Linked DNA regions of Homo sapiens: region 2 is linked to region 1. A link is an interaction called in ENCODE POLR2A ChIA-PET data of the cell type or tissue named here. Cell type or tissue: OCI-LY7. All regions are shown on one strand. Each heading gives the region's core, and the rest is flanking DNA. Links, peaks and the distances in the headings are about the cores only. Region 1 holds the start of RNVU1-31 (RNA, variant U1 small nuclear 31). Region 2 holds the start of RNVU1-2A (RNA, variant U1 small nuclear 2A).

Region 1 (15,761 bases), core at 4,968-12,967:
TCAAAATGTGTTTGAAATAAGGTTGGCTTCATGGTTTTAGGATTTCAGAGAATCCTGAAATCGTCATTCTTGTACACATATCTTTGGCCACTGATAGTTCTATAGTAGCGTAGAGAACTGGATGTGCCACTGCTATATTACAGGCTTTTTAATTTTAATTTTTAGTTTTTGTGACAGGGTCTCATTCTGTCTCTAAGGCTGGAGTGCAGTGGCCTGATTGCGTCTCACTGTAGCCTCAACTTCTCAGGCTCAAGCGATCCTCCCATCTCTCAGCCTTCCAAGTAGCTGAGACTGCAGGAGTGGGCCATCATGCCCTGCTAATTTTTATTTGTTTTGTAGAGAAGGGGTTTCACCATGTTGCACAGGCTGGTCTCCAAACTCCTGGGCTCAAGCAGCTCCGCGGCCTTGCAAAGTGCCAGGATTTACAGGCATGAGCAACTGCAATGGGTCTTATGTAATGCCTCTAACTTCAGCACTTTTAGCAAATTTATCTTCTGCGGGAGAGGTATCAAATCATATTCCAATTTATTTCTCAACTCTAATACTGTCCCTTTCTTCATTTACTTGCTGGCACAACAAACTTTCTCCCCCTTCCCCTGCTTTTTTTAGACTAGGTCTCACTCTGTCACCCAGGATGGAAGGCAGTGGCGTGATCTCAGCTCACTGCAGCCTCCACCCCCTGGGCTCTAGTTATCCTCCCACCTCAGCCTCCAGAGTAGCTGGATCTGCAGACATGCACCACCGCATTCAGCTATTTTTTTTTTTTTTTTTTGTAGAGATAGGGCCTTGCTATGTTGCCCAGGTTGGTCTCCAACTCCTGGGCTCAAGAGATCTATGTGCCTCAGCCTCCCACAGTGCTGGGATTTCAGGCGTGAGCCACTGTGCTAGCCATGAGCCCATGATATTCTAATAAGGGGACAGGTGCCTTCCTGGCTTAACTAAGGGGATGATACAACAGAAGGACATGGTGGACATGACACATAGATATTCTGCTGCATAGGATGGACAGCTAAACTTCTAAGACATTTTATTTTATTTTATTTTTTGAGACAAGGTCTTTCTCTGTTGCCCAGGCTGCAGTGCAGTGGCACAATCATAGTTCACTGTAGCCTGAACCTCCTGGGCTCCAGTGATCCTCCCACCTTAGCCTTCCAAGTAGCTGGGACTGCAGGTATGCACCATCATACTTGGCTATTAAGAAAAATAATAATTCTGTAGAGATGTGGTCTCACTAAATTGCCCAGGCTGGTCTCCAACTGCTGAGCTCAAGTGATCCTCCTGCTTCAGCCTCCCAAAGAGCTGTGCTGAGATTACAGGCATGAGCCACCATGGTTGGCCCTGTTTCTTTTTAAAATTTAATTAATTTATTTTGAGTCAATATTTTATTTTCTCTGGAAAGATAAAGGGAACAAGTTTTTTCCAGAAACACACATATGGTATGGGCCCAGTGATACCCTGATCCACCCCTTAGGCTTCAATTACCCATTTTAAAGTAGTTCATAAGCTGACTCGTTGGAATTCAGACAAAATGATAGCATGGGGAAAGCAGTGTATTGAAAATCATCGCCTACCATTGTGCAAAAGGTTTATTCTTGCTGTACTTTCTGTTCTGTCCCAAACATAATCCTGGAAAACCCCTTCATGTGTCACAGGGACATTGCATCTTTAGGACCTTTTGAGACATGGCAGTTAGACTTTATCCAGCTGTCTCCATCTCAGGGTCACAGATACTTTCTGGTGCTAATTTATATGTGCTGTCGCTGGAGTGAAACATTTCTGTGCCAATGAGCCACAGCCCAAGCAGCTGGTAGACTGTGATTAGAGAAAATCATTCCTCATGGGGAGTGCCATCTGATCTCCATAGCAACTGAGGAACACACCTTATCAGTCAGATAGTTGGATCCATTTGTAACGTTTGACCTATGTCCCAACATTTCCATTGTGCCTATCACCCCTAATCCTCTGGACTAGTGCAACTTAATAATGATAAGATAAAAACTCAATTGGCAAAGCTAACAGAAGTTTTTAACCTTCTCTGGCCAAAGATCCCCCACTGTTTCTGGAAAACTTTCACTCCCTCCCTTTGAAATTAGAACAGGAAGACCCATGCAGTGGTTAGATGAAGGGGCTTATGAACCTGCACTGCACTTCTTAAAGGTAACATTCTCCATTATTTCTAAGGTCTCACAAAACTTCTTATGAAGAGCTCCAAATTAATAAAGGATGCCTTTCATAATGAGCTGATGGGAGATGAAAATATCAAAAACTATGCCTATAAACTGGAGATGTCGCTTACTGGAAACAACATCAAATAAAATACTCCCTCCAAGTCCACTGGAGGGCACCACGTAGGTATTATTAATATTAATTTATTTTTTTGAGATGGGGTCTCACTCTGTTGCCCAGGCCGGAATGCAGTGGCGTAATTATGACTCAATGTAGCCTTTATCTCCTGGGGTCAAGCCATCTTCCTGCCTCAGTCTCCCAAATAGCTGGGACCAGAGGTGTGGGCCACTGCACCTGGCTCACATCAGGTATTATTGCCTCATCTCTGTGGCAGTAAATATAAGGGCATTGACACACAGATTCATGTTTCTCATATCTAAAAGGCAACCCTACCAGAGTGGACATCTGTCAGTGGAGGTTTTCACTTAAAGGTGACCTGCCATCTTCCTGACGAAGATGGCAAGTAGCTGACATCTGTTGTAGCCCACTTCCACCCAAGATACTGGCCTGTATAACCAGCTGTTCACAATTCCAGTGCTCACTGCACCTGGAAGAGTTAGTCTCTTTTTCTCTTGACTGGAATACATACACCATCAGGGCTCCTTTAAGTTGTAGGGGTCGTATCCTATTGGTTTTGGTAAAATCACCCTATATGTATATTCTCTAAAGATATGACACACTAGTCCTATTGCACGTACATGTATATACATATACATACATACATAGCAAAATGCCTATGATCAGATTTCTGTTTTACTGTCCTTAATTAATTTGATTACATCAGGGAGGGATAATTCTCTGATCAGAATCTCACAAACCATTGCCACTGTGGGAAATGTGACAAGGTGCTGGGTTTGCCACCTTAAACCACCAACCACTTTTGACCATAATGACCCATTGGTACATCCTGTGCCAAATTTCACCTGTATTCCTCCTGATTGAACTCACGATGCAACTCGGGGTTACATCAAGCAAAACCTGTTTATCGAACCTGTCTGACTCATCCTAACCTTCCTGCCGTACGTCTCAGTTTAACCCATCATAATTGTACTGTCAAAATAACTGCCTGTAATCCCAGCACTTTGGGATATCGAGGCAGGAGGATCACTTGAGCCCTGGAGTTTGAGACTATCTTCCTGGGCAAAATGGTGAAACAATTTCTACAAAATATACAAAAATATACAGTTGGGTGCATGGTGGCACCCAACTGTAGTCCCAGCTACTCAGGAGTATGAGTTGAGAGGATGACTTGAGCCCAGGAGTTCGAGCCTGCAGTGAATCCAGATGACACCACTGCACTCCAGACTGGGCAAAAGAGTGAGACCCTGTCTCAGAAAGTAAATAAATAAGCTGGGCGTGGTGGTGTGTGCCTAACTCCAGCACTTGGGAAGCTGAGGTAGGATGATTCATTGAGCCCTGAAGGTCAAGAGGTCAAGACTGTACTGGGCTGTCATGTTGCCACAGCATTCCAGCCTGGGCAACAGTGAGACCCCGGTTGCAAAAAAAACCAAAGATCAGAAAGAAAACCAACAAAAAATTGTTGTCTCACTCTGAAATGACAGTGGTAAACACCATGATGCTATTGGAAAGTTAAGAGAAAAACACTCCCTCCTGCTATCAGGATCCAACCTGCCCTCTTGCTCTAACATGTCTGACCCATGCATGGTTTAAATGCCGAAAGCTGATGTACCCAAATTATACTACACTTACCTGTTGTGCACCAGCATTTATTTGGTCTGTGGAGGAGATCACCATCCATGGCCCTTAAATGTCTAAAGACATGGAATGATGAAGTGCAATGTCTTTTAGGATATTTGGTCATGCCTATATATATATATATAGCTCTGAAGAAACCCAACATTGGATGAGTGGGGAGGCCGAGGCGGGTGGATCACCTGAGGTCAGGGGTGCAAGACCAGCCTGGCCAACACTGTGAAACCCCGTCTCTACTAAAAATACAAAAATTAGCTGGGTATGGTGGTGTTCACATGTATTCCCAGCTACTCAGGAGGCTGAGGTAGGAGAATCACTTGAACCTGCGAGGCAGAGGTTGCAGTGAGCCAAGATCATGCCACTGCACTTCAGCCTAGGAGACAGAGCGAGACTCCATCTCAAAAAAAAAAAAAAAGAATTGGATGAGCGTCCTCAAACTTTTCACTAGGCATGCCCACCACTCTATTTTATTAATAGATGGAGATCCTATTGGGAGAAAACTTGCTAATTACCTGCCTGACCATTAAGAAAGTAGCTCCATACATTTTTGGGGGAGCACGCTTTTGCTTTGATGGGATGTTGTTTCCCGTGGTTCGAAATCCTTCTTTAACCTTAGGTAACATTGCTGATAAAAACCGGGCATGGGAGCTCTGGCCTATAATCCCAGTGACTCAGAGGCTGAGGTGGAAGGATCACTTAAACCCAGGAGTTCCAGGCTGCAGTGACCTATGATGGCGACAGTGCACTCCAGCCTGGGCGACAGAGCCACTCCTTCTCTCTGAAAGAAAAATAAAGAGTCCAGGCTTGGGGGCCTATGCTTGTAATTCCAGCACTTTGAGAGGCTCAGCTGGGAGGATTGCTTGAGCTCAGGAATTTGTGACCATTCTGAGCAAGATAGCGAGACCCTGTCTTTCAACAAACAAACAAAACAATCAAACAAACAAAAACAAAATTAGCCAGGCATAGTGGTGCATGTCTGTAGTCCCAGCTACTCGGGAGGCTGAGGTGGGAGGATTGCTTGAGCGAGGGAGGTTGAGGCTGCAGTGAGCTGAGACTGCACCACTGCACTCTAGCCTGGGCAACACAGCAAGACTGTGTCTTAAAAAAAAAAAAAAGAAGAAAGACAAAAGAAAGAAAGAAAGAAAGAAAGAAATATTGCTGATGAAACTGTAGCCTCTTTCACAGCTCAACAAAAAGCTATTTATTCACTGGCTAAGATTGTACTAGATAATTGCATTACTTTAGATGATATATATTTTCAAAGACAATATTATTCTTATTTAAAAATGGTTAGAACCTGGGCACGGTGGCTCATGCCTGTAATCCCAGCACTTTGGGAGGCCGAGGCAGGTGGGTCACCTGAGTTCAGGAGTTCGAGATCAGCCTGGCCAACATGGTGAATCCCCATCTCTACTAAAAATACAAAAATTAGCTGCACACAGTGGCGTGTGCCTGTAGTCCCAGCAACTTGGGAGGCTGTGGCAGGAGAATCACTTGAACCCAGGAGGCAGAGGTTGCAGAGAGCCGAGATTGTGCCACTGCACTCCAGCCTGGGAGACAGAGAGTCTGTCTCAAAAAACAAAACAAAACAAAAACAATGGGTAGATACAGCAGCACTTACAAGAGTTCATAAAAGGAATTGTACATTGTCAAGTGATAGTGTGGAGAGAGCAGCCCCCTGCCCACCTGGTTGTGATCTCTGCATAACGCTTGCCCACAACCACCTTCTCCACTTAGTACAACGCAGCCCAGAACACCAAGGGGAGAGCCCCAGCAACAGCAGCCTCCGCAGCCCGCTTTAGATGATAGATTTAGCTGAGCAGGGAGGTGGATGTGTGGTGTTTACAACCTCTTGTTGCATATACAAAAATAAATACTCCCATGACATAGAACCTCATCTAGAAAAAATTAGAAGTCATTTGGCTACAAGAAATCATGAAAGAAGAACTGGGATGTCATGTTTTCCCTGATGTTTTTTCGTTGGCTCCCTAATGGAATAGGTTCCCTTACTGTTCTGGCATACGGATTCTCTTTGTGATTCTCATTCTTGTGTGAATTATATCTGTGCTATTCAAATTATTAATGTTATATATTTCCTGTTTTACTTCTGAGAAAACTGATTTTATGGTATCTGAAGACGAGAGATGATTAAACAAGTGACAGCTGTAGATTTAACTGAAGTCTCTCTCTCTTCTTTTCTTTTCTTCTTTTTTTTTTTCTACTCTGTGACGTACTTTCAATTGGGCTTTGGGGCGCTCTTAAAAATTCCTCAGTGAGGCAGCTCCTTTCCTCCCCTGCCCTCACCGTGGGAAAGACTATCCGGGAATGAGTGTTCCTGGCAAAGAGGGACACCTTGGCTGAGCTTTTGATCATCAATGCTTTAAAGAAGAAAGATTTTTAAAAGAATTTTTATCTGAGGAATGTGAGCCACTTCACATGATCAGAGAGACATTAAATCAAGACAGCAACCACTTTCTGCTTCCTTCCTTTTGAGCTATGTATTCATCTGTTGAAACTGCTTGCTATCACCCCAGGTAGCTGTAAATTAATCTAATAATGCCACACCAAACACTGTATCCCACACCCTATAACAAGGGATAGCCAAGCTCTCATCAATGCTATTTCTGAAAACCAATGAGAATTCCTGACAGGCACCTTTCTGTCAGCCCATTGTGCATCCCCCCTTTTGACCTTTAAAAACCTGCTTGTGACAAAGGCCAAAGGGAGCTCAGATCCAAGGTTCTTTTGGTGTGAGTCTTCCAGGCAGCTGTCTTCATGTTGGCTCAAGTAAACTCTAGATTCTATTTTGTGCTTCAGCCTCTTTCTTTTAGGTCAACATGTTCAGCAACAGTAGAATAAATAAATAAATTGGCCTATATTCATACAAAGGAATACACACAGAAACAAATAACCACATGAATAACATGAAAAATTCATAGATGTAAGACTGAGTGAAAGAAGTCAAACCTATGCCTCTGCTCCTGAGACCGACTTTGCAAAAATTATAACTGGGAGAATTATCACAGCGAAAGAGATCTGACCTAACTGCTTCTGTCTTGCTTCCAGCATCCAAGCTGTCCTTGTTCATTCCTGGGCACAGGCCAAAATAACTTTGAGAGGAACTTAGTTTATGGTTTAGCTGTGAAACAAAGATGATAACAGCCCTTTCCCAAAACAAATCCCCTTCCTGCCTGGGGAGTAGACTGCCTTTTCAGGACTAACAAATTAGCCACAAGATTAGAAATGATGGTTTAGGATCATGCAGCCTCCAACTTATGAGATTCTAAACCTCCCTGAATTGTGCCTGGGGATCACATCACTATTGTAAAACCTAAGACCAGTGCGTGAGGTATTTTGTAGCCCTGCACTTGATGCATCAGCTGGCACCACCCAGATGGATAAACCAGCTCATCTGATCTTGTGGCCCCCACCCAGGAACTGACCCAGCTCAAGAGGATGCTTTAGCTCCCTTTGAGTTCATCTCCGACCTGACCAATCAGAACTCCCAACTCACTGGCCCCCAGCCACCAAATTATCCTTAAAAATTCGGGTCCCAGAATACTCAGGAAGACTGATTTGGGTAATAATAAAACTGGTCTCTCACACAGCTGGCTCTGGGTAAATAACTTTCTTTATTGCAATTCCCCTGTCTTGATAAATTGGTTCTGTCTAGGCAGCAGGCAACATGAACCCATTGGGCAGTTATATTCCCCCAAAACCCACTATACACTTTATGATTCAGTTTATATGAAAGCAAAGGACAGGAAAAACTTGCCTGATAGATTTGGAGTCTGTGGAGTATTGTCAGAGTTTGGTGTTGTATTCTACAGATTAAAAGTAATCTGTTAAGCACCTCAAATAAAGTTTCCCCCAAATATATATATATTTTTTCCAAATTTGGACCACTTTGTTTCTGTCTTTGCAGAACATAAAGTGCTAACATGAGGTAAGTGCTAAGGTCTGGAGAAGGCCGTGGAAGAGATGACAAACTCCAGCATCATGCCTGAGTGTCCAGTGTGCTCTGCTGGGGCAGCATATTTGTACATTGCTGTATTTGAAAGAACCCTACAAGATTCCTGAAATTGGACCACCGTCCTTATAACACTACTAGTGGTAAAACAAGTAAGGATGGCTGGTTTGCAGTCATCTGAGCAGCCTCTCTAGTTTCATAGATATGGTTTCTCTGATATCGAACGGCTTCCAATTTCAAGTAGAATGCTACATCACAAGGATAATGATGTGAAGTGAACCAGTTTCTTGTGTAATCCTCCATGTTTTAGTCTGCGCATTACAAGCCATTATTTGAAGAAGGGTGGACAGGCTCCAGATTTCTGCCAAAGAGGTCCTCGGCAACACAGGCTAAGAACTGGCTTCTGGGCAGTCGTGATGGCTCACGCCTGTAATCTCAGCACTTTGGGAGGCCGAGGTCGGCGGATTACCTGAGGTCAGGAGTTCGAGATCAGCCTGGCCAACATGGTGAAACCCCGTCTCTACTAAAAACACAAAAATTAGCCGGGCTTGGTGGCGTGTGCCTGTAATCCCAGCTATGTGGAAGCCTGAGGCAGGAGAATCGCTTCAACCCGAGAGGCGGAGGTTGCAGGGAGCCGAGATCATGCGACTGCACTCCAGCCTGGGCGACAGAGCGAGACGGCGCAAAACAAAAAACAAACAAAAAACTACAACAGAAACACCCGCTTCTTTGGGGAAGACCATGGGCGGGGAAGAGAGGGAAAGGAGGCAGAGGCAGACATCACTGCCCCCGCAGGCTCTGGCACCATGTTGGTCGGCTGAGTGGCGGAGGGTGGGGCAGAAAAGCAGACCGGGACGAGGAAGGCGCTGTCGGTGACATCACGGATAGGGCGACTTCTATGTAGATGAGGCAGCGCAGGGGCTGCTGCTTCGCCACTGGCTGTTTCACCACGAAGGAGCTCCCGTGCCGTGGGAGCGGGTTCAGGACCGCTGGTCGGACCTGAGGGTCCCAGCTGTGTGTCAGGGCTAGGAAGGCTCGGGGGTGCGCGGGGCAAGTGACCATGTGTGTAAAGGGTGAGGTATATGGGGCTGTGACAGGGCAGAAGTGTGTGAAGTCATACTTACCTGGCAGGGGAGATACCATGATCACGAAGGTGGTTTTCCCTGGGCGAGGCTTATCCATTGCACTCCGGATGTGCTGACCCCTGCGATTTCCCCAAATGTGGGAAACTTGACTGCATAATTTGTGGTAGTGGGGGACTGCGTTCGCGCTTTCCCCTGAATTTTTGTAATGAAAAAATAGACGGCAAGGGTTATTCTTAAAACTGCAGTTTTGTAGCTTGGGTGGCATGTTAAGTGTTCTCCTTACAGTCGCAACGATGGGAAACAGAAAGTAACGTGTTATCCTCTCCGCCGCCGTGAGCTCTTTTAACACTAGCTAAGTGGCCGCAGGGCTCTTCTCTTTCCTTTCCACTTGGGGCTGCTTTTTGCAGATCGCTTCATAGTCTCCAGTCTTTTGGGTTCTCATGCTCTGTGAAAACCTTCGTGTTTTTTCATAGCCCCCAGAGTCACCCTTCACACAGCCTCTGCTTCTAACCGCAGCCTCCGCAGGAGTTTGTAGGATGTCTGTGCTAGCGGGGAATGTGTTCTCACCTCCTAGAGCCAGGGAAGAAACTACGCAGTCGGGTGCTGTTCTTTGGGATGAAAGCAGGGTCCCCGTTCGGTTGTTAACATAACACGCTTGCTTTCTGTAGGGGAAGGGAGGTCTCTCCCGGCGCCCAGGTGCCCTTGCTCATGTTCACCGAGGCCTGCAGGTCAGAACCGCAGTCTCACCTGTCGCCAGAATGTGCTGCGATCTACCCCAACTACCCGAACTACCCAGCAATAAAATAGGACACATTACGGAAACATGAAATAGCGTGGATCATCTCAAAAACATTATGCCGAGTGATGAAAAGAGTGCACCCTGTGTGGCGGCATCAAGGTGAATTTCTACAACAGTTAAAACTAACCTGTATAGTGACAGAAACTACATCATTGACTGCTGGCCTCAGGGGGAGGGCGGAACTGACTGCAAAGGGCACAAGAGGACCTTTTAGAGTAATAGACACGTCATCAAACTTGAAATGGATGCATTGTACCAAAGTCAACTCACACCTTAATCAACCTGATTGTAAAAAGGAATAAGAAAACCACTCCAAATCTTAATGTCTTCTACTTAATTTAGTGTACGTTTATCCTTAGAAGATTCCTTTAGAAAAATATCTCTCTAACTGTAATCGGGAGTTGAGGAATTCCTTCGTTTCTGTTTCTGTCTCTTTGTCTGCAGTTAAGTTCATGCACTATTAAATGGAATGTTTGTAAAATAAAAATAGAGTCTCAGCTAAATTTTATAAAGGCATACATATATGCGTCTTTATTATTTTATTATTTTTTCAGGTATATATATCCTTCTTTATTATTTTTTCTTCCTTTTTCTTTTAGGGACAGTCTAGCTAAAATATACATTCTTCTCCCTGTAGATGTACCACAAGACTGTAACTCCAGGGTTGCCCAAATGTTATGAGAAGTTATTTTTGAACGTAAGGTTTTCAAAAATTTTACATATGTTTACATCTTCTCTACTGTTAGTATGGTCTATGCTTAGCATGTGTAGTTTAACAATGATTTGGAAGAAAAATATGTAGGTATGTTAACAGTAGTTAATTCCAGGAGGTGGGAATATGGATGACTGGTTATCTTCCGCTTTATGAATTTTTTATATTTTTAAATGGAAAATTCTCAATGACCTGGAAGTTAAAGAACAGATTAGATATGGAAGGGGTGTAGGGTAGGTGAGAGGAAAATGTAAAGGGAAGGACAAACCCAGTTCTGGCAGGACCATGTTTAAGTTGAAGGTTTCTGGGGAGAAGTTGTTGGGATAAGAAGGATACGAAGGAGGCAGGAGAATCATGAAAATATTTAGGACAGTGTATTTATTGCCTGTCTTATCATTCCTCCTCCTTTTGTGTTTCTTCCAAAGAAATACACAGACTTATATTTCTTTTCAAGCATGCTTACCATTTGTGTTTCTCTTTTATTAATGTAACTGCCTGGTAGGTTTATCTTGCCCATTGCCCAGGTAAGCCAATGGAGCTGAGAACAGCAGGCTTTCTAAAATAGAGAAAGAATTTAATAAATGCAGAAGCAGCTGAGGGACCACGACAGGGGTTTATTATTACTCAAATCTGCCTCCCCCAAAATTCAAAGACTAGGGTTTTTTTTTTCTTTTTTCTTTTTCTTTTTTTTTTGGATAGTTTGGCAGGCAAGGGGCTAGGGAATGTGCAAAGCTGATTGGTTGGGTTGGGGATGAAATCACAGTGTCAGAGCTTGTTCACTGCACTGAGTCAGTCCCTGAGTGGGGGCCACAGGACCAGATGAGCCAGTTTACCGGTCTGGGTGTGCCAGCTAGTCCATCATAAGGCAGGGTCTGAAAAATACCTTGAACACCAATCTTAGGTTTGACACCAATAATCTTATATACAGGCACAGTTGGGGAGCTTAGGAATCATGTGGCTTCTGGCTGCATGGCTCCTGAGCAATAATTTCCAATCTCGCACCTAATTTGTTAGCTTTGCTAAGGAGGTCTGATCCCCAAGATAGGAAGGAGTTTGTCTCAGGAAGACATCTTTGTTTCAGACTTAGACTTGGAACTAAACTTCTCTCATAGTTAGCCTGGCCTATGCCCAGGAGTGGACAAAGGCAGCTCAGAGGTTAGAAGTAAGATGCAGTCAGTTAGGTCAGATTTCTTTCACAGTCATAGTTTTCCTATGTCAGGTTTTTCTCACTGTCATAATTTTTGCAACGGTGGTTTTGTTAGGAGCAGTATAAATGCAGTGGTTCTGAGAATGTCTTCTGGAGACAGGCTGCCTTCACTTCAAATTCCTGCTTTCAAATCCTCCTTTGCTGGCTGAGTGACCCTGGACAGGTCACTTAACGTCTTTGTGCATCTCACATGGAAGATGAAGGTGATAGTGTGACCTCGGCCTGAGGTAAGGACTGAATGAGTAAACACATGCACATAATCAACTGTGCCTGACATGTGGCACTTTGTGTTGCAGACACAGCTGATGATGTGCATGTGTTACTCATGTGCATGTTAGCTCTTGTATTTTGCCTGCAACACTGCACAAAGAGCAGATGTGACGAAAACCAGTTGTATTGAAGTTACAGCAGTGATACTTTCCAGTGGCCGTGCACCCTCCCAGGGAGACTGCAGCAATCTTCTCACCAGCAGTAACCTCCTGGGCTGGGAGATCCCAGGAAGGCCCCTCAATCTCCAGCAGGTTTGACCCTCAAGGAGCTTCGGGGAATGAACTAGAGAAGTATTTCTATCTGGGAGGAACTGGGAGTTTATTAGCTCATGTGTTCAGCTCATCCAAAGGGGAATAATGATTCAATTTCTTGCTTCAAATCTGCCCCAGTAAAATTCTTATAGTTTTGCCCAGGTGCAGTGGCTCATGCCTGTAATCCCAGCACTTTGGGAGGCCGAGGCGGGCGGATCACCTGAGGTCAGGAGTTCGAGACCAGCCCGGCCAACAAGGTGAAACCCCATCTCTACTAAAAATACAAAAAGTAGCCGGACGTGGTGGCAGGCACCTGTAATCCCAGCTACTTGGGAGGCTGAGGCCGGAAAATGGCTTGAACCCGGGAGGCGGAGGTTGCAGTGAGCTGATATCGTGCCATTGCACTCCAGCCTGGACAACAGAGTGAGACCCTGTCAAAAAAAAAAAAAAACATATAGCTTTACAGTGGAAGACATTTGTACATGTCGGGGAGGAAATATGACTTTTTCTCACCCAGCCTAGGTTCGCTGCTGAGACCCTCACAGCAAAACACAGACTAACAAGAGAAGAGCATACAGATTTATTTAATGTAAATTTTACATGACAGGAACGCCTTCCAAAGGAAATGAAGGCCCATGGAAACAGCTAAACCTCAGTTTTTGTTTTTGTTTTTTTAACAGTAGGTTTATTCAAGAATGAATAGTCATGGAGAAGTATGATAAGTCAATAAAAGTATGATCTAACAGTAACAAAGTGGGGGAAAGGTAGCCAGGCCTCTGCGTTCAGGCTCTTCTCTGTGTCCCTGTGTCTTCAGAATCAAGGATGCACCTTTCCTCTGGGTACAGAGAGGGCACCTCTCACATAAGAGTCTTATACTGGACTTCAGGGAGGAAGGGCAGGGGGAGGGTGACAGTGACCTTCCTGCTTCTGTGGTTTACTCATATTCCTTTAGCATAAAATATTCAATACCCCAAGATGTTATACTTTGGAGTAGCATGTCCTGAATCCCATCATGCACATGCAGCAAAACCCAGAATCTTTGAAGAGTGATGACTACAAAATATTTAAATTCAAAATACAAATGATGGCCAAGTGGGGTGGCTCATGCCTGTAATCCCAGCAGGGAGGTGTAGGGAGGCCCAGGCAGGCGGATCACTTGAGTTCTGGAGTTCGAGAGCTGCCTGGCCAATATGGCGAAACCCCATCTCTACTAAAAATACAAAAATGAGCCCAGCACGTGGTGCACACCTGTTGTCCCAGCTACTTTCAGGGGGTGGGGAACGGGCGGGCTGGCGATCAACTGAAACAATATCATATTTAAGAATGATTCTTTTTTCCTATAGGGCTAGTCAAGTGAAGCAGTGGAAGTGGAGAAGGAACAAAGAAACCTGTAACTGGTTGTGATCAAATATTTGTGAACAGGAATGAATTTTTATGCACTATACACTGTTATCAAAGTTACATATGCTGCAAAGCTGGTGGTGAACAGCAGTGCCCTGGTCCCTTCCTACACTTATCTGTAGGGATAACAATTTTTAATGCACGCAACCCACCTCTACATAAATATTGTTACTCTTTGACTGTCCAATTTTCCATCCCAGGTCCTGCAGTTCTGCCTGCAAGGGGAAACGGAGTTTGTGTTTCCTTACCTGCCAGTCCACTCCAAGGAGCCAAGAAGGCGTCAACCCCCCTCAACCCCGGCTCGTCCTCCAAACTGAGCCCCTCAAAGACTGCGGTATTTTTCAGTCCTTTGTAACCGCTCTCAGCCCCAAAATATGAAAATGAGAGCGATGGTCCTGAGCGCCTGGAGTGACATCTTAGTTCGCTCCCAAGACCCATCAGGAACCTCATCCCAAGTGCTCTGAAGAGCAGGAGAAAACATTTTTAACTAAGGCGTCTTCTCCTTGGGGCAGGGTCCTGACGGGAGAAGGGGGAGCCCCATCTTCAGAGACTCGCCCCTCAGAGCTGCTCAGGTTCCTCTTCCCCGTGGCCCTGAGGGAGCTCGGCCGGGGCGACCCAGGATCAGAACCCGCGCTCCCAGCCCGCGCGCTTGAAGACGCCGCCGCGCGGAACTCTCTTTCTGGCTGAGATCTTGGGACGAAAGAATGAGATTTCCCGGAGTCAGGTTCCAAAGCTTAGTGAAACAGCGACTTTTAGGGCCCGCAATAGAGACGCAGGAGCTAGAAATTCGGCATAAAAATCTGAATATGAAGAACAGAGCAAATTAACATTCGGAATAGGATGGGCCATCTGAATAAAGCAGTGCTACTGCCAAGTTAGGTCTGGAACCATCGATCCTAAACTGAGACACACTCTCCAATGACTGAGCTAACCCCATCAGAATTTCTCACGCCACCGTTTACTTACCAAAAAGACAATGGGTGCCATTAGGAGATTCCCGAGTGAAAGGAATCTCGGGGTGTAGGATAGAGGGGCAGCAGCCTTTTTAGTGGAGGAGACCTGTCAGCCCGAGGCCCAGGGTCGCTCTGAGAGGGGGTGGGGACTTCCTGGGTCGCTGGGTCCCTGGCGGGGGTGTCCGGGCCTCCGATTGCTGGGTGCCAGGAGGCTCGCCCAGGAAGGGGACCCTGCAGGCTCGCTGATCCCGACTGGATGACTCGGCAATTTCCCTGTGGTCCGGGCCACTGCGAGAACCCGGTTTCTGGGACCCCGAACACCGAAGAGGGAGACGAAGAGGGGACGAGGAGCGCGGGGTACATCGCGAGGCTCAGACAGCGGGAGCAGAAGGGACACGGAGGCCCACAGCGCAGAGTTTCTGAACGTCAGCGGAATCCCCATTCCATTTAGGGAGTAAAACACAACATTGCCGTCCTAATTAAACAGAAAGGTTCCACCGAGACTCGAACTCGGATCGCTGGATTCAGAGTCCAGAGTGCTCACCATTACACCATGGAACCTCATCGTGCAAGTTTGCCGGAAGCGTCTGAATTCCCAATAAGTAGCAATAGTTCCCACTCAACCATGTCAAGGCATTTCTATTATCCCACAAGCAACACTCGAGGAAGGTGGACCTGCAGGAAGGAGCCATCCTTCTTACTTTCTCTCTGCCCTCTCCTTTGATCGACTTCCATCATTTCATTTGCACCTCGGAAAATGAGGCAAAATCCACTGTGAGTTTAGGGCCAGAGAAGAGCCCTTGAAGCCTCGGTCATAGAGTTTCCTGTGCCACAGTGAAATTTCTTTCTTCCTTTCTTTCTCTCTCTCTTTCTTTGTCTCTCTTGTTTCTTTCTTTTTCTTTCTTTCTTTCTTGTCTTTCTTTCCTTCTTTTTTCTTTCTCTTTCTTTCCTTTCTTTCTTTCCCTTTCTCTTTCTTTCTTTCATTTTCTTCCTCCCTCCCTCCCTCCTTCCCTTCTTCCCTCCTTCCTTCTTTCCTTCCTTCCTTCCTCTCTCTCCCTCCCTTCCTCCCTCCCTTCCTCCCTCACTTTCTTTCTTTCTTTCTTTTCTTTCTTTCTTTCTTTCTTTCTTTCTCTCTCTTTCTTTCATTGAGACAGAGTCTCCTTCTGTTGCTCAG
Region 2 (15,761 bases), core at 2,863-10,862, 910 kb after region 1:
AAATACATGTCCTTTAAGGATTAAGTTTAAACCACACTACAGAAAGGAGAGAAAAGACTTATATGATCATATGTAAGCAATGGAATCAGCAATATGAGCACTTTTCACAACTATACAAATCAAATTTAATAATCTCCAGAACATTAAGGAAGTTCAGCCCTTAATGAAAATGAATGAAAAGAAATTATTCGCCCACTGTCATATGCCCTGGAAAGAGAATGTCCTGCCGGACTCAAAAGGGTATCACAATATTACTCAGATTTTCAGCAACGAAGGCCCTCTGAGGATTTAATGATGTTAACATTTTCAGTTTATTTCCTTCACTGATAAACATTGTTAATAGATACCATTGCCTCTGTTTTCACCTTAAGTGATGTTACTTAGCACAATTCGTTTCTTTAGAATGCCCCCTAGTTTGGTGGAAGGAATTTTCTTGCTTTATTAATATAGGATATTTTCTCATGAAGCAAACTGGCATACTCTTTCAGTGAAGTGAATAGACAAATTAGGTCTCTAAAATTTTAAAGGAGTCACTGCCCCAATTATCTTAGGAACAATAATAATCACTTATATAAAATTAAAATAAGAAAATTAAGCCAGGTATGGTGGCTCATATCTGCAATCCCAGCACTTTAGGAGGCTGAGGAGGGAGGATCAATTGAGGTTAGGAGTTGGATACCAGCCTGGCAATATAGTGAAACCCCTGTCTCTACAAATTTTTAAGTATTAGCTAATTTTTTAAAGTTGGCCAGGCATGATAATGCATGACTGTAATCTCAGCTACTTGGGAGACTGAGGCAGGCTGCAGTGAACTATGATTGCGCCACTGCCCTCCAGCCTGAGTGACAGAGTGAGACTCCCAACTCAAAAAAAAAAAAAAGAAAGAAAGAAAAGAAAAAGAAAAAGAAAGAAAATTAAGAATTTGTTGAAAATTGTTTTACTACAATGCTAGGCTGCATGTCTTGCACCTGTACTCCCAGCAACTCAACAGGCTGAGGCAGAAGGATTGCTTTAGGCCAGCAGTTGGAGACCAGCCTGGGCAACAGGGCAAGACCCCATCTCTAAAAAAATACAAGGCAAGTTGAGCCAGGAGGATTGCCTGAGCCCAGAAGTTCCAAGCTGGTCAGCTATGATAGCCCCGCTGCACTCAAGCCTGGATAACAGAGCAAGACCCTGCGCCTTATTTTTTATCTTTTTTTTTTTTTTTTTTTTTTACTACTTATGCTTATTTATTTGTTTTTGAGACAGAGTCTTGCTCTGTAGCCCAGGCTAGACTGAAGTGGTGCAATCTCAGCTCACTGCAAGCTCTGCCTCCCAGGTTGAAGCTATTTCCCTGCCTCAGCCTCCAGAGTAGCTGGGATTACAGGCGCATGCCACCACACACAGCTAATTTTTATATTTTTAGTAGAGACGGGGTTTCACCATGTTTGTCAGGCTGGTCTCAAGCTCCTGACCCCAAGTGATGCACCTGTCTTGGCCTCCCAAAGTGCTGGGATTACAGGTGTGAGCCACCTCACCCAGCCTACTTATGCTTGAAATGTGAGGTTTCATTAGGGAGAAATTTTCTGGTTGAATTTCTAACATGAAAAAAATAATAGATTTAGCAGTAGATTAAATTAATGGTCTTGATAGTTTGGTACAATAAAATAAATGGAATGAAGTTGACAGCAGAGAGGAATCTTTGATGCTTTTGAACAATTTAAATAGTGTAAGTATTGTGGGGAAAAGAAAGAGAGATCAGACTGTCACTGTGTCTATGTAGAAAGAAGGAGACATAAGAGACTCCATTTTGTTCTGTACTAAGAAAAATTCTGCCTTGAGATGCTGTTAATCTGTAACCCTACCCCCAACCGTGTGCTCCCTGAAACAAGTGCTGTGTCCACTCAAAGTTAAATGAATTAAGGGCTGTGCAGGATGTGCTTTGTTAAACAGATGCTTGAAGGCAGCATGCTTGTTAAGAGTCATCACCACTCCCTAATCTCAAGTACCCAGAGACATAATACACTGCAGAAGGCCACAGGGACCTCTGCCAAGGAAAGCCAGGTATTGTCCAAGGTTTCTCCCCATGTGATAGTCTGAAATATGGCCTCGCCGGAAGGGAAATACCTGACCGTCTCCCAGCCCGACACCCGTAAAGTGTCTGTGCTGAGGAGGATTAGTAAAAGAGGAAGGCATCTGTCTCCTGCTCATCCCTGGGCAATGGAATGTCTCGGTGTAAAACCCGATTGTATATTCCATCTATTGAGATAGGAGAAAACCCCCTTAGGGCTGGAGGTGGGACATGTGGGCAGCAATACTGCTCTTTCAGGCATTGAGATGTTTCTGTATATGCACATCAAAAGCACAGCACTTTTTTCTTTAGCTTGTTTATGATGCAGAGACATTTGTTCACATGTTTTCCTCCTGACCCTCTCTCCACTATTACCCTATTGTCCTGCCACATCCCCCTCTCCGAGAAACACCCGATAATGATCAATAAATACTAAGGGAACTCAGAGACTGGTGCCGGCGCGGGTCCTCCGTATGCTGAGCGCCGGTTCCCTGGGCTCACTTTTCTTTCTCTATACTTTGTCTCTGTGTCTCTCTCTTTTCTCAAGTCTCTCCTTCCACCCGATGAGAAACGCCCACAAGTATGGAGGGGCAGGCCACCCCTTCATCTATTTAATATGTAAACGATGAAAACGTTCATTACATTATTATTTGCTTATTTATGTATTCATTTTGAAACGGAGTCTCACTCTGTCACCTAGTCTGGAGTGCAGTGGTGCAATCTTGGCTCACTGCAACCTCCGCCTCCTGGGTTCAAGCAATTCTCCAGCCTCAGCCTCCTCAGTAGCTGGGATTACAGGCACACACCACCACGCCCGGTTAATTTTTGTATTTTTAGTAGACACGGGGTTTCACCATGTTGCTCAGGCTGGTCTCGAACTCCTGACCTCGTGATCCGCCCCCTACGGCTTCCCAAAGTGCTGGGATTACAGGCGTGAGCCACCGTACCTGGCCCATTACGTTATTTTTTTTAAAATCAATGTGACTCTTTTGACAAATTAGAATGGCTCAATAATCTTGGTTACGCTGGGCACGGTGGCTCACGCCTGTAATCCCAGCGCTTTGGGAGCCAGAGGTCAGGAGTTCGAGATCAGCCTGGCCAACATGGTGAAACCCTGTCTCTACTAAAAATACAAAAATTAGCCGGGCATGGTGGCGGGCTCCTGTAATCCCAGCTACTCAGGAGGCTGAGGCAGAAGAATTGCTTGAACCTGGGAGGCAGAGGTTGTAGTGAGCCAAGACCGCGCCACTGCACTCCAGCCTGGGCGACAGAGTGAGACTCTGTCTGAAGGAAAAAAAAAAAAGAGAGAGAGAGAGAAATTTGGTTTTAGAACAAGACAAATTAAATGGGAGACTTACTTGCAATGAGACCTAGAAATTTCCAAATTTCTAAATTTCTAAAATTTCTAAAAGAACTGAGAAAATTGCGCCGGGCGCGGTGGCTCAGGCCTGTAATCCCAGCACTTTGGGAGACCGAGGCGGGCGGATCATGAGGTCAAGAGATGGCGATCATCCTGGCCAACATGGTGAAACCCCGTCTCAACTAAAAATACAAAAAATTAGCCGGGCTTGATGGCGGGCTCCTGTAGTCCCAGCTCTCGGGAGCCTGAGGCAGGAAAATTGCTTGAATCCGGGAGGCGGAGGTTGCAGTGAGCCGAGAGCACACCACTGCACTCCCGCCTGCCAATAGAGCCAGACTCCATCTCAAAAAAAAAAAAAAAAAAAAAAAAAAGAACTAAGAAAATTGCCTCCATTGAGGAAGTAAGCTTAAGGAGGTAAACTGACACGTTTTCTGAATTGAGAAATATTGAGGAGGCTTTGTCTCTTTCGCCTCCAACTGCTCCTTCTCCTCCTGCCCCTGCACCTGCATAGTCTTTCTTACCTGAGCCTTCCTGTCCTGCCTTGCCTCTTCTTCCATCACCATCACCTGAGGAAAGTCCCCAGGGCTCTGGCCCCTTCCCTGAAACTTCTGTTCTGACAGCCCCTTTCAAGGTAAAACCCAAACCCACAGGAAGAGGGGAGCCTACCATTGTGTACACCGCTTCACCAAAATGTGAATTAAGAATATTATAGCCGGGCGCGGTGGCTCACGCCTGTAATCCTAGCACTTTGGGAGGCGGAGGCGGGCGGATCACAAGATCAGGGGATGGAGACCATCCTGGCTAACACGGTGAAACCCCATCTCTACTAGAAATACAAAAAATTAGCGGGGCGTGGTGGCGGGCGCCTGTAGTCCCAGCTACTCAGGAGGCTGAGGCAGGAGAATGGCGTTAACCCGGGAGGCGGAGCTTGCAGAGAGCCGAGATCGCGCGACTGCACTCCAGCCTGGGCAACAGAGCAACACTTCATCTCAAAAAAAATAAATAAATAAAAATAAATAAAAAAAAATAAAGGACTTCCCTGATCTAAAGTTAAACACATTTCGTTCTTCTGTTTCTAAAGCAGGCTCCAAGATCCTATAGGCTTTGGCAGAAAATTCGACTTAACTGTCGAAACCTTTGAGCCCAAATATTCTGGCCTTTATCAATTAATTCACATTCTGGTGAAGAAGGCAAGGCCACTAACTGGTTGCAAAAGGCAAATTGGAAGGATTTTCAAGCAGAACATGAAAGGTTCACATTTTAGCCAAATATGTGCATGTTGCCATTCCCCAGGTCCTTCCTAAAAATATAGATTGGAGGATAATTCAGCAATGTACTAAAAAGCCAGACAAATCTGCCTTTGCTTACTTAAAATGGTTTGAGAGCCAGGCGTGGTAGCTCATGCCTGTAATCCCAGCACTTTGGGAGGCTGAAGCGGGTCGATCCCTTGAGGTCAGGAGTTCGAGACCAGCCTGCCAACCTGGTGAAACCCTGTCTCTACTAAAAACACAAAAATTAGCCAGGTGGCTACTCAGGAGGCTGAAGCAAAAGAATCGTTTGAACCCGGGAAGTGGAGGCTACAGTGAGCTGAGATCCTGCCACTGCAATACAGCCTGGGTGACAGAGCGGGACTCTGTCTCAAAAAGAAAAAAATTAGCAGGGTAGTAGAAATATAATGCACACGAGAATGATAATCATGAAGACAATCTGTATTCCAGAATAGTAAGGGAACCTATTCCATTAGGGAGCCAACTGAAAATATAAAATCGCAGTTCACACCCCAGGGTGTGGTGTCACATGCCTGTAGTCCCAGCTACTCGGGAGGATTGGTAAGGAAGTTTGCTTGAATTCATGAGGTCAAGGCAGAAGTAACCCTGATCGTGCCACTGCACTCCAGCCTGGGGGACAGTGAGACCTTGTCTCAAAAACAAACTAAAAAACAAACAAAAACCCCCACAAAACCAGACAACAACAACAAATTGTCTCCTCACTCTGAACTGACAGCGGCAAACAACACTTTGCTATTGGAAAATTGAAAGAAAAACACTCCCTCTTGCTGTCAACCTGCCTTCTTGCCCTAACATTTCTGACCCATGGTTTAAAATGCCCAAAAGCTGATGTACTCAATTTCACTTACCTGTTCTGCACCAGCATTTATTTTTGTGTGGAGGAGATCACCATGCATGGTCCTATAAATGTCTAATGGCATGGAATCATGAAGGGCCGTGTCTTTTAGGATATTTGGATATTTATACACATATACATATATATATATATATCTGAAGAAACCCAACATTACATATATATATGTAAGCGGAATGCTTCATCACAAGGGTAAGGACGTGAAAAAAAAGTTTCTTTTGTCATCCTAAACGTTCTCGTCTGCGAATTAAAGGCCATTATTTGAAGAAGGGTGCCCAGGCTCCAGCTGGTCGCCGAAAGGTTGCTCCGCAATAGAAGCTAAGGACCAGCTTCTTTGGGAGAGAACAGACAAGGGAGCGGGAGAGAAAAAAGGGAGAGACAGACGTCACTTCCCTTTGCCGGCTCAGCAGCGGGTTGGTCGGCTGAGTTGGCGGAGGTTGGGGTGGAAGAGCAGACGGGGACTGGGAAAGGCACTGTCGGTGACATCACGGATAGGGCGACTTCTATGTAGATGAGGCAGCGCAGAGGCTGCGCTTCGCCACATGCTGCTTCGCCACGAAGGAGTTCCCGTGCCGTGGGAGCGGGTTCAGGACCGCTGGTCGGACCTGAGAGTCCCAGCTGTGTGTCAGGGCTAGGAGGGCTCGCGGGTGCGCGGGGAAGTGACCGTGCGTGTAAAGGGTGAGGCGTACGGGGCGGAGGTGCAGGAGCTCATATTTACTTGGCAGGGGAGATAACGTGACCACGAAGGTGGTTTTCCCAGGGCTGAGGCTTATTCATTGTACTCCGGATGTGCTGACCCCTGCGATTTCCCCAAATGTGGGAAACTCGACTGCATAATTTGTGGTAGTGGGGGGCTGTGTCCGTGCTTTTCCCTGATTTCTTTTTTTCTGGTTTCAAAAATAGACCGTACGCTCCTTGTTACTGCTTTCTTTCATTGGTTTGTGTTTTTTGTGGTGCCCTTAAGTGTTACTGTTACAGTCAGAAGCCTGCAAAATAGGAAGTGGCATGTCGCTGTCTTTCTCGCTGGAGAAGTAAGGAGTGTCAGCCGGTTTATCCTAGGCTAACCAGCGCGAAGACTGCATAGCTCTTCCCTTTGAACATAAGGCTGCTTATTGCAGAAATTGATCCACGGTCTCCAGCGTCTTGGGTTCTCACGCTCTGTGAAGATTTTCGTGTTTTTCTCTAGCTTCCAGAGTCCCCTTTTACACAGCGTCTGCTTCTAACCGCAGCCCCCTCAGGAGTTTGTAGGATTTCTGTGCTAGCGGGGAATGTGTTCTCACCTCACAGAGCCAGGTACAAACTACGCAGACGGGGGCTGTTCTTTGGGATGAAAGCAGGGCCTTTGGGGCTCTTAGTGTCCCCGTTCGTTTGCAGACATAACACGCTTACTTTGTGGAGTGGAACGGCTCTCCCGGAGCCCAGGTGCCCTAACGCAATTCATCGAGGCCCGTAGGTCAGAACCGCAGTCTCACCTGTCTTGGCCGAAATGCGCTGCGGTCCTCCCTGAAACATAAGGCGGGAAGTTTTATGAGGAGACGGGTCCAGTTTCCCTACTATCTCCTGCCGTTTACATATCTAGTCTATCTTCAGACTTTATTTAAGCGACAGCTTCTTGTTTGATGTCTCGCTTCTACATCCTACATCCACTGCCAGGCAGCTTTCTAGATAGCACCCCGACCCATCCTTCCCACCCCCAAGCAGCCCTTTCCTATTTCTGGCGCCAGTGTCCTCCCCCCTTCCTCTTTCTTCAAGACCCCCCTTATCACCTTCATGGACAGAAAATACTTAGCTCTCTCCGAACCTGCAGTTTGCACCTGACACGCGTCAGTACCCTGGAAAATTCCTTAATACCCCTTCTCAAATGGCACTGTAAATTCATCTCTTTTTAACTCCCAGAAGTATCTAATTGGTTTTGTCCCCGCACTACATGAATAGTAGTATTTCAGTACAGAAGAAAACCCCAGGCCTAGCGATGGCCGTTCTGGGCATTTTGCCAGCCTCTCCCAGGGTGCGTTTTCTGACCTCACCTACTTCTGATCAGCTGAGGTCAGGAGTTCGAGACCAGCCTGACCAACATTGCGAAACCCCGTCTGTACTAAAAATACCAAAAAAAAAAAAAAAAAAAAAAAATGCCCAGCGTGGTGGTGTATGTCAGCAAGGCTGTAATCCAAACTACTCAGGAGGCTGAGGCAGGAGAATCTCTTGAACCCAGGAGGCAGAGATTGCAGTGAGCTGAGATCCTGCCACTGCATGCAATACAGCCTGGGCAACAGAGTGAGGCTCTGTCTCAAAAAAAAAAAAAAAAAAGAAAAGAAAAGAAAAAAGAAAAAAAAATTAGCAGGTTAGTAGAAATATAATGCACACGAGAATGGCAACCATGAAGACAATCTGTATTCCAGAATAGTAAGGGAACCTATTCCATTAGGGAGCCAACTGAAAATATAAAATCCCAGTTCACACCCCAGGGTGTGGTGTCACGTGCCTGTAGTCCCAGCTACTCAGGAGGATTAGTAAGGAGGTTTGCTTGAATTCATGAGGTCAAGGCAAAAGTAACCCTGATCGTGCCACTGCACTCCAGCCTGGGGGACAGTGAGACCTTGTCTCAAAAACGAACAAAAAACCCCACAAAACCAAACAACAACAAAAATTTGTCACCTCACTCTGAAATGACAGTGGCAAACATCACTTTGCTATTGGAAAACTGAAAGAGAAACACTCCCTCTTGCTATCAACCTGCCCTCTTGCTCCAACGTGTGTGACCAATGGTTTAAAATGCCCAAAAGCTGATGTACTCAATTTATAGTACACTTACCTGTTCTGCACCAGCATTTATTTTTGTGTGGAGGAGATCACCATGCATGGTCCTATAAATGTCTAATGGCATGGAATGATGAAGGGCAGTGTCTTTAAGATATTTGGAGATATATATATATATATACACATATATACACACACACATATATATAAATATATATATATACACACATATATCTGAAGAAACCCAACATTGGGCGAGTTCCCTCTAACTTTTCTTTTTTTTTTTTTTTTTTTAATTTTTTTTTTTTTTTATTATACTCTAAGTTTTAGGGTACATGTGCACATTGTGCAGGTTAGTTACATATGTATACATGTGCCATGCTGGTGCGCTGCACCCACTAACGTGTCATCTAGCATTAGGTATATCTCCCAATGCTATCCCTCCCCCCTCCCCCGACCCCACCACAGTCCCCAGAGTGTGATATTCCCCTTCCTGTGTCCAAGTGATCTCATTGTTCAATTCCCACCTATGAGTGAGAATATGCGGTGTTTGGTTTTTTGTTCTTGCGATAGTTTACTGAGAATGATGGTTTCCAATTTCATCCATGTCCCTACAAAGGACATGAACTCATCATTTTTTATGGCTGCATAGTATTCCATGGTGTATATGTGCCACATTTTCTTAATCCAGTCTATCATTGTTGGACATTTGGGTTGGTTCCAAGCTACCAATGCCTATGCCTTTCTTCACAGAATTGGAAAAAACTACTTTAAAGTTCATATGGAACCAAAAAAGAGCCCACATCGCCAAGTCAATCCTAAGCCAAAAGAACAAAGCTGGAGGCATCACACTACCTGACTTCAAACTATACTACAAGGCTACAGTAACCAAAACAGCATGGTACTGGTACCAAAACAGAGATATAGATCAATGGAACAGAACAGAGCCCTCAGAAATAATGCCACATATCTACAACTATCTGATCTTTCACAAACCTGAGAAAAACAAGCAATGGGGAAAGGATTCCCTATTTAATAAATGGTGCTGGGAAAACTGGCTAGCCATATGAAGAAAGCTGAAACTGGATCCCTTCCTTACACCTTATACAAAACTCAATTCAAGATGGATTACAGATTTAAACGTTAGGCCCTCTAACTTTTCACTAGGCATGACCACTGCTCTATTTTAGATAGAGATTCAGTGGGGCAAAACCTGAGAATTATCTGCCCGGCTATCAAGAAGATAGCTCCTTGCATTTTTGCGGGGAGAGCACTTTTGCTTCAAGGGAGTGTTTCTTCCTAGGATTATAAATCTTTCTGTAACCTCAGGAAACACTGCTGATGAAAACCAGGCATGGTGGCTCTGGCCTGTAATCCCAGTGACTCGGGGGCTGAGGCAGGAGGATCACTTAAGCCCAGGAGTTGAAGGCTGCAGTGAGCTATGATGGCACCACTGCACTCCAGCCTGGGACACAGAGACAGACGCTGTCTCTGAAAGAAAAAGAAAAAAGAAAGAAAAACATTGCTGATGAAACTGCGGCCTCTTTTGCAGCTCAATAAAAAGCTATTTATTCACTGGCTAAGGTTGTACTAGGTAATCACATCACTTTAGATGATATATTTAGCTGAGCAGGGAGATGTATGTGTGGTGGCAAATACCTTTTGTTGCATATACATAAATGTTTCCCATGCAGTAGAACCTTCTCTAGAAAAAAAATTAGAAAGGAAGCCACTTGGCTACAATAAATCACTAAAGAAGAAATGGTATTTGATGTTTTCCCTGATGTTTTCAGTTGGCTGCCTAATGGAATAGGTTCCCTTACTGTTTCGGGATATAGATTCTCTTTGTGATTATCATTCTTGTGTGCATTATATCTCCACTAGTCAAATTATTAATGTTATGTATTTCTCATTGTTTTCATGGTACTCTGAAGACTAGAGATGATTCAACAAGTGACAGCAACTATAGAATTGGCCGAGATCTCTCTGTCTCCCCCCCCGCCCCCAATTCTGTGATGCCAATTCAGCTTCTGGGCACTGTTAAAAATTCCTTAGTGAGAGGGCTCCTTTCCTCCCCTGCCCCCAGTGTGGGACAGGACTATCTGGGAATGAGCCTTTCTGGCAAGGAGAGATACAGCTTTTGATCAACAATGCTTTCAAGAAAGACTTTTTATCTGGCCGGGCGCGGTGGCTCACGCCTGTAATCCCAGCACTTTGGGAGGCAGAGGCGGGCGGATCATGAGGTCAGGAGATCGAGACCATCCTGGCTAACACAGTGAAACCCCGCCTCTACTAAAAATACAAAAAATTAGCCGGGCGTCGTGGCGGGCGCCTGTAGTCCCAGCTACTCGGGAGGCTGAGGCAGGAGAATGGCGTGAACCCGGGAGGCGGAGCTTGCAGTGAGCCGAGATCCCGCCGACAGAGCGAGACTCCGTCTCAAAAAAAAAAAAAAAAAAAAAAAAGACTTTTTATCTAAAGGGAGAATGAGGAAAGAAGAGAACTTTTATGAGGAGTGTGAGCCTTTCCAAATTCTCAGGCCCAGAGAGGCATTACATTGTGACAGCAACCACATTCTGCTTCCTTTTTGTACAATACTGTATTTGAAAAACAAAAAAACAAACCTACGAGACTCATGAAATTGGACAACATTCTTTATAACACTACTACTGGTAAAACCAGCAAGGATGGCTGGTTTGCAGTCATCTGAGCAGCCTCTCTAGTTTCATAGATATGATTTCTCTCTGATAGTCAAAGGCTTCCAATTTTAAGCAAAATGCTACTTCACAAAGATAAACAGCTTTGAAAGGAAACGGTTTTCTTTGTAATCCTAAATGTTCTAGTCTGCGAATTAAAAGCCACTATTTGAAGACCGGCGCACAGCTTCCAGCTGGCCGCCAGAAGGGTCCTCCGCAGGACACAAGTTAAGTAGTCGCTTCTTTGGGGGATACTAGATGCGGGGTCTGGGCGCACCTCCGGAAAGGACAAGGGCGGGAGGGAGAGGTGGGACAGCAGACGTCACTTCCTCCGTCGGCTCCCCCAGCGGGTTGGTAGGCTGAGTGGCGGAGGGTGGGGCGGAAGAGCAGAAGGAGACTGGGAAAGGCACTGTCGGTGACATCACCGATAGGGCGTTTCTATGTAGATGAGGCAGCGCAGGGGCTGCTGCTTCGCCACGAAGGATTTCCCGCGCTGTAGGAGCAAGTCCAGGACCACTGGCTGGACATGAGAGTCCCAGCTGTGTGTTAGGGCTAGGAGGGCTCGGGGTGGTTGGGGATTGGCTGGAGTGGTGCTGGGGCAAGTGACTGTGCGTTTAAAGGGTGAGGCGTATGGAGCTGTGGCGGGGCGGAGATAGGTGCAATCTTATTTATGTGGCAGGGCAGATATTGTGGTTACTGAAATGGCTTTTAAACCCGACTCAACTATTTCATTTCAAGTGTGCTGTTCTGTCATTTTCTCTAACGTGGGAAGCTCAGCTGCGTAACTTGTAGTAACGAAGCGGAAGTTACAACGAAAAGACAAGTTTTCCTGTGCTTCGCAGGCCCCCCCTCCCCCCCCACCAAGGCCTGCAGTGGATAGAGCCTAGCAGATCCTGGACAATACTATCCTAAAAGCTACATCTCTGACAGTGATTTCCAGCGACTTTGTCAACACGGTCCGCCCCCAGCAAGTATAAGAGGAAAAACAACAAATGTCTTTACTGCCTTGTCTTTCCCCCTTGCCACTTGTCATTATTCAAGTTTTGTAAGTTCCTGATTTCCATTCAGTGCAGCTGCAAGGTTACCAGCTGTGCTTGCGTTGCAAGACCTGTCACAGTTTGATTAACTGCCTTCTTTCTGCTTCTGTAAGCCCTCTTGCCTGCCCCGCGAGTTTCGCACCATCAAATTCCTGCTGCACCATTCAAACTAGCCAACCCCCTTTCAGAAGTGTGTATAAAAGTCAAGCCCCCTGTCTTTCTTCGGGGCTCACGCTAGGCCCGAGTGCACTCAATAAAATCCTTCTGTTCCACCCGTTGGTCTCTTTGTTCTCCTGATTCCCGCAACAGTAGTAGGGGACTGCGTTCGTGCTTTCCCCTGGTCTTTCATGGTATGAATAATAGACAGCATTTGCTTTTTTCATCTATAGTCGCAGGCCCGGTCTCAGTGATTGTATGGTGTGGTCAGCTGTTTTTGTTTTTGTGAGACCTTATTTTCTTGTTTACTGTCCTGGGACAGATGTCTGTAGTCACTTGTTTCCTCAGGAGGCAAATTTCAGTCTCTGTGGGGGAGGTCTCTCATGTTAGCTGTGGTGGTACTTGGCGGGCAGAGCTCAGGGATCTAGGCTTCCCTGCTTTGTAGATTGCTCAGTGGTCCCCAAGGCCTACTGGCTTTTAACACCACTTGAAAACCTTAGTGTTTTTCCATTGTCCCCAGAGTCACCTCTTACAGAGCCTCTTTTTTTTGTTTGTATTTTTCCCTGAGACAGAGTCTCACTGTATCTGGTGGGATCTTGGTTCAAGCGATCCTCCCACCTCAGCCTCTGGAGTAGCACAGGCACGAGCCATCGCAGCCGGCTAATTTCTGTTCTTGTTTTGTTGTTGTTGTTGTTGTTTTGTTTTTTTAAGAGTTGAAGTTTCGCCATGTTGCCCAGGTTGGTCTCCAATTCCTGGACTCAAGTGATCTGCCCTGCCTTGGCCTTCTAAACTGCTGGGATTACACGTATGATCCATCACACCTGGCTAGCCCCTGCTTTTCCCTATAGCATTCATGGGAGTTTGTAGGATTTCTGTGCTGGGGGGAACATGTACTCAGCTCATAGAACCAAGTAGAAATTGTACTTGGAACTGGTGCCATTGGGTTGTAGACATAACACGCTTGCTCTTTGTATGGAAAGGGCTTTGCCAGTGCCCTGGTGCCCCTGCACAGGACATCGAGGCCTGCAGGTCAGAATGGCAGTCTCACCTATGTGTTCGTGTAATACGCAGCAATTCTCCCTGGAATATAAGATGGGAGGTCTTGTGAGGTTCCTACAAGTAAGAAGACACATTTCCCTGAAGTTTGTATTGACGAATTTAAAAACTAATAATAACAGCCCAACCTCCTGGATGGCAAATGTCCTTTACATTGACAGACCGCAACTGCCCTACTTGCCTCAGCTCCTCCGTGCAGATGCAGCCCCTGATTCCCTCCACACAGGTCATTTCCTCTCTGCTTTATCCAAAAGAGGGAGACAGGGGTTCTGCAGGAACCGCTAGGCCTTCAGGCCTTTGCTAGGAGCAAAGTAGGGGGAAATGGTCGCTGGAGCTGGGACCTGGGCACTGGGCCAGGTTGCCCTGCCGGAGGGGAAGTACTCAGGGCTAGAGGGGGCCAAGCACCAAGACCTCAGCATCCTCAACCTCCAAAAGGACTCAGAGAGAGGCAGAAACCGAAACAGGGTTCTTCTTTCAAGGAAGACCCCAGGGCTCTGAACCAAAATCCAGATTTTTCCCCATCTGCAGCTTAATTCCACCTTAGTTGGTGCAACTTCATCCTTCCCCTATGCTCAGGACAAAAAACGGTTCTTCTATAGCCTGGTCATTCTCTGATCCCATACATCCTATTGGTCAGAAAATTATGTTTTTTCTTTGGTTAACTGCAGACTTTGGTCTGCACAATCTTTTTCTTTCTTGGTCTGAAAACCACCCCACAGTCCCATATGTAGCTTTTTTGGATAAACCTAGAAATGGACCCTTCTGGTCTTACAGCTTGAAACTTAATATTTGTTGGCCGGGTGCGGTGGCTCACGCCTGTAATCCCAGCACTTTGGGAGGCCGAGGCGGGTGGATCACGAGGTCAGGAGATCGAGACCATCCTGGCTAACACGGTGAAGCCCCGTCTCTACTAAAAATACAAAAAAGTAGCTGGGTGTGGTGGTGGGTGCCTGTAGCCCCAACTGCTCGGGAGGCTGAGGCAGGAGAATGGCATGAACCTGGGAGGCGGAGGTTGCAGTGAGCCGAGATCGCGCCACTGCACTCCAGCCTGGGCGACAGAGCAAGACTCCGTCTCAAAAAAAAAAAAAAAAAGAAAGAAACTTAGTATTTGTTTTATCTGAGTTCCTTCCTCAGGAAATGACCTTCAGGCCTGTCAAAAAAGCTATCAAAGTACTGAAATTCATCCAGAAAATGAGATGCTGGGACCCCTCATTCATCATGATTGCTTCCTTGCTCCTCCCTAGTTCCTGTTTTCTTACTCATTGTTAACATTTCTTCCCTGCCATCTAAACCTCTGGTTTTGGTTGGTCAGGGAGATGGATTTGAGACTGAGTTCTCATCTCCCCCACTGCAGCACCCTATTAAAGTGCCTTCCTTGGCGATAAGCGTCTCGGTGATTGGCTTTCTGTGCGGCAACCAGCAGGAATCCCAGATCTCTGAATTTTGGCAAAGGAGTCTCGTGATAAAGGTGGGATGGATTCTACTGACCAACATCAAACCGTTCAGACATTTGAAAGCCTTAATCTCAGGGTCGGGGTTTGGGCCGCCCTTGAGCCTTTTCCTTGGGCCTATCCATTAAAATCAGCCTGGCCAGGCCTGTCTTCAAGGTCCAGGGGTAGGGTCAGGTCCTCCCGACGCTTCTTGACGCTTCTCCCGCCGGGTCGGCAGCCACCCTCCCCTTCCCTGTGACCTGCAGAGAAGCTTCAGGGGGCGTTTATTCAATCTGCGAGGAGCCCACGAGGCACAGGCACACGGTGACTCTGGTTCCCACTGCACCCACCGCCCTCCTTGGTCCTCTCGCTCTCTCTGGCAGGCAGTAACGTTCTGGGTGAGCATGGGTGCTGAAGACACCCAGGCAGGAAGGGTAGGGAAGGGCACCAGCCCCTTAGGTCCTGCGCAGTGGGGATCCAAAAAAGGTCTTGAAGAAACAGAAAGGGAGCGTTGGGAGTAGATCAAAGGGAAAGAAAGGAATCCTAGGAGATTTCCTGTCTGAAGGCACCATGAAGAGAAAGTCCGCCTCCTCTGGGCCGGGTCCTCCCGTCGCAGGTGAACCAAGTGCCGGTCTCCATTGGAGACCAAAGCAGATAACTTTGCCCTGACTCCTAGTTAGGAAGCCATGTTTTGTCCTCCCCTGTTTAGCGCTTGATCCTGTAGCACTTGATTGTCTCTCCCGGGCTTTCTATGGATTCCAGGGATGCAACTGAGAAGTTAGTTTTTAATGCACTTTTGCTTGAAGTAAGAGTATTTTAGGCTGGGCAAGGTGGCTCACGCCTGTAATCCCAACACTTTGGGAGGCCAAGGTGGGCAGATTACTTGAGGTCAGGAATTTGAGACCAGCCTGGCCAACATGGTGAAACTCCGTCTCTACTAAAAATACAAAAATTAGCCGCCTGTGTTGGCTCAGGCCTGTAGTCCCAGCTACTCACGAGGCTGAGGCAGGAGAATCCTTTGAACTTGGGAAGTGGAAGTTGCAGTGCGCTGATCTCAAAAAAAAAAAAAAGAAAGTATTT

What was found. ChIA-PET counts read pairs that join two places held together with the same protein. Peaks named below come from ENCODE experiments on the same cell type or tissue, not always from the same donor. Only the 100,000 strongest peaks of a DNase experiment are listed, where the experiment ranks them.
Region 2: POLR2A ChIA-PET joins it to region 1 with 5 read pairs; 1 of 35 experiments calls an interaction of 5 or more read pairs at or near these places.

What each region holds. Positions count from the first base shown.
Region 1 is chr1:145,459,045-145,474,805 of GRCh38, reverse strand. It overlaps RNVU1-31 (RNA, variant U1 small nuclear 31), which reads left to right and starts at 9,026; the gene lies at 9,026-9,189. TRQ-CTG3-1 (tRNA-Gln (anticodon CTG) 3-1) reads right to left here and starts at 15,148; the gene lies at 15,077-15,148. RefSeq lists enhancers at 8,587-9,128, 9,293-9,342 and a silencer at 8,953-9,132. In OCI-LY7, for the core only: no CTCF peak of the experiment used is centred there; a DNase peak (open chromatin) is centred at 9,235; H3K4me3 peaks cover 730 bases; H3K27ac peaks cover 739 bases.
Region 2 is chr1:144,542,445-144,558,205 of GRCh38, reverse strand. RNVU1-2A (RNA, variant U1 small nuclear 2A) reads left to right here and starts at 6,263; the gene lies at 6,263-6,427. LOC105379574 (a long non-coding RNA gene) reads right to left here and starts at 5,991. Exons shown (of 2, transcript XR_001737761.2): 1 at 5,548-5,991. In OCI-LY7, for the core only: CTCF peaks have their summits at 7,448 and 7,675; DNase peaks (open chromatin) are centred at 5,965, 6,465 and 7,535; H3K4me3 peaks cover 2,692 bases; H3K27ac peaks cover 3,392 bases.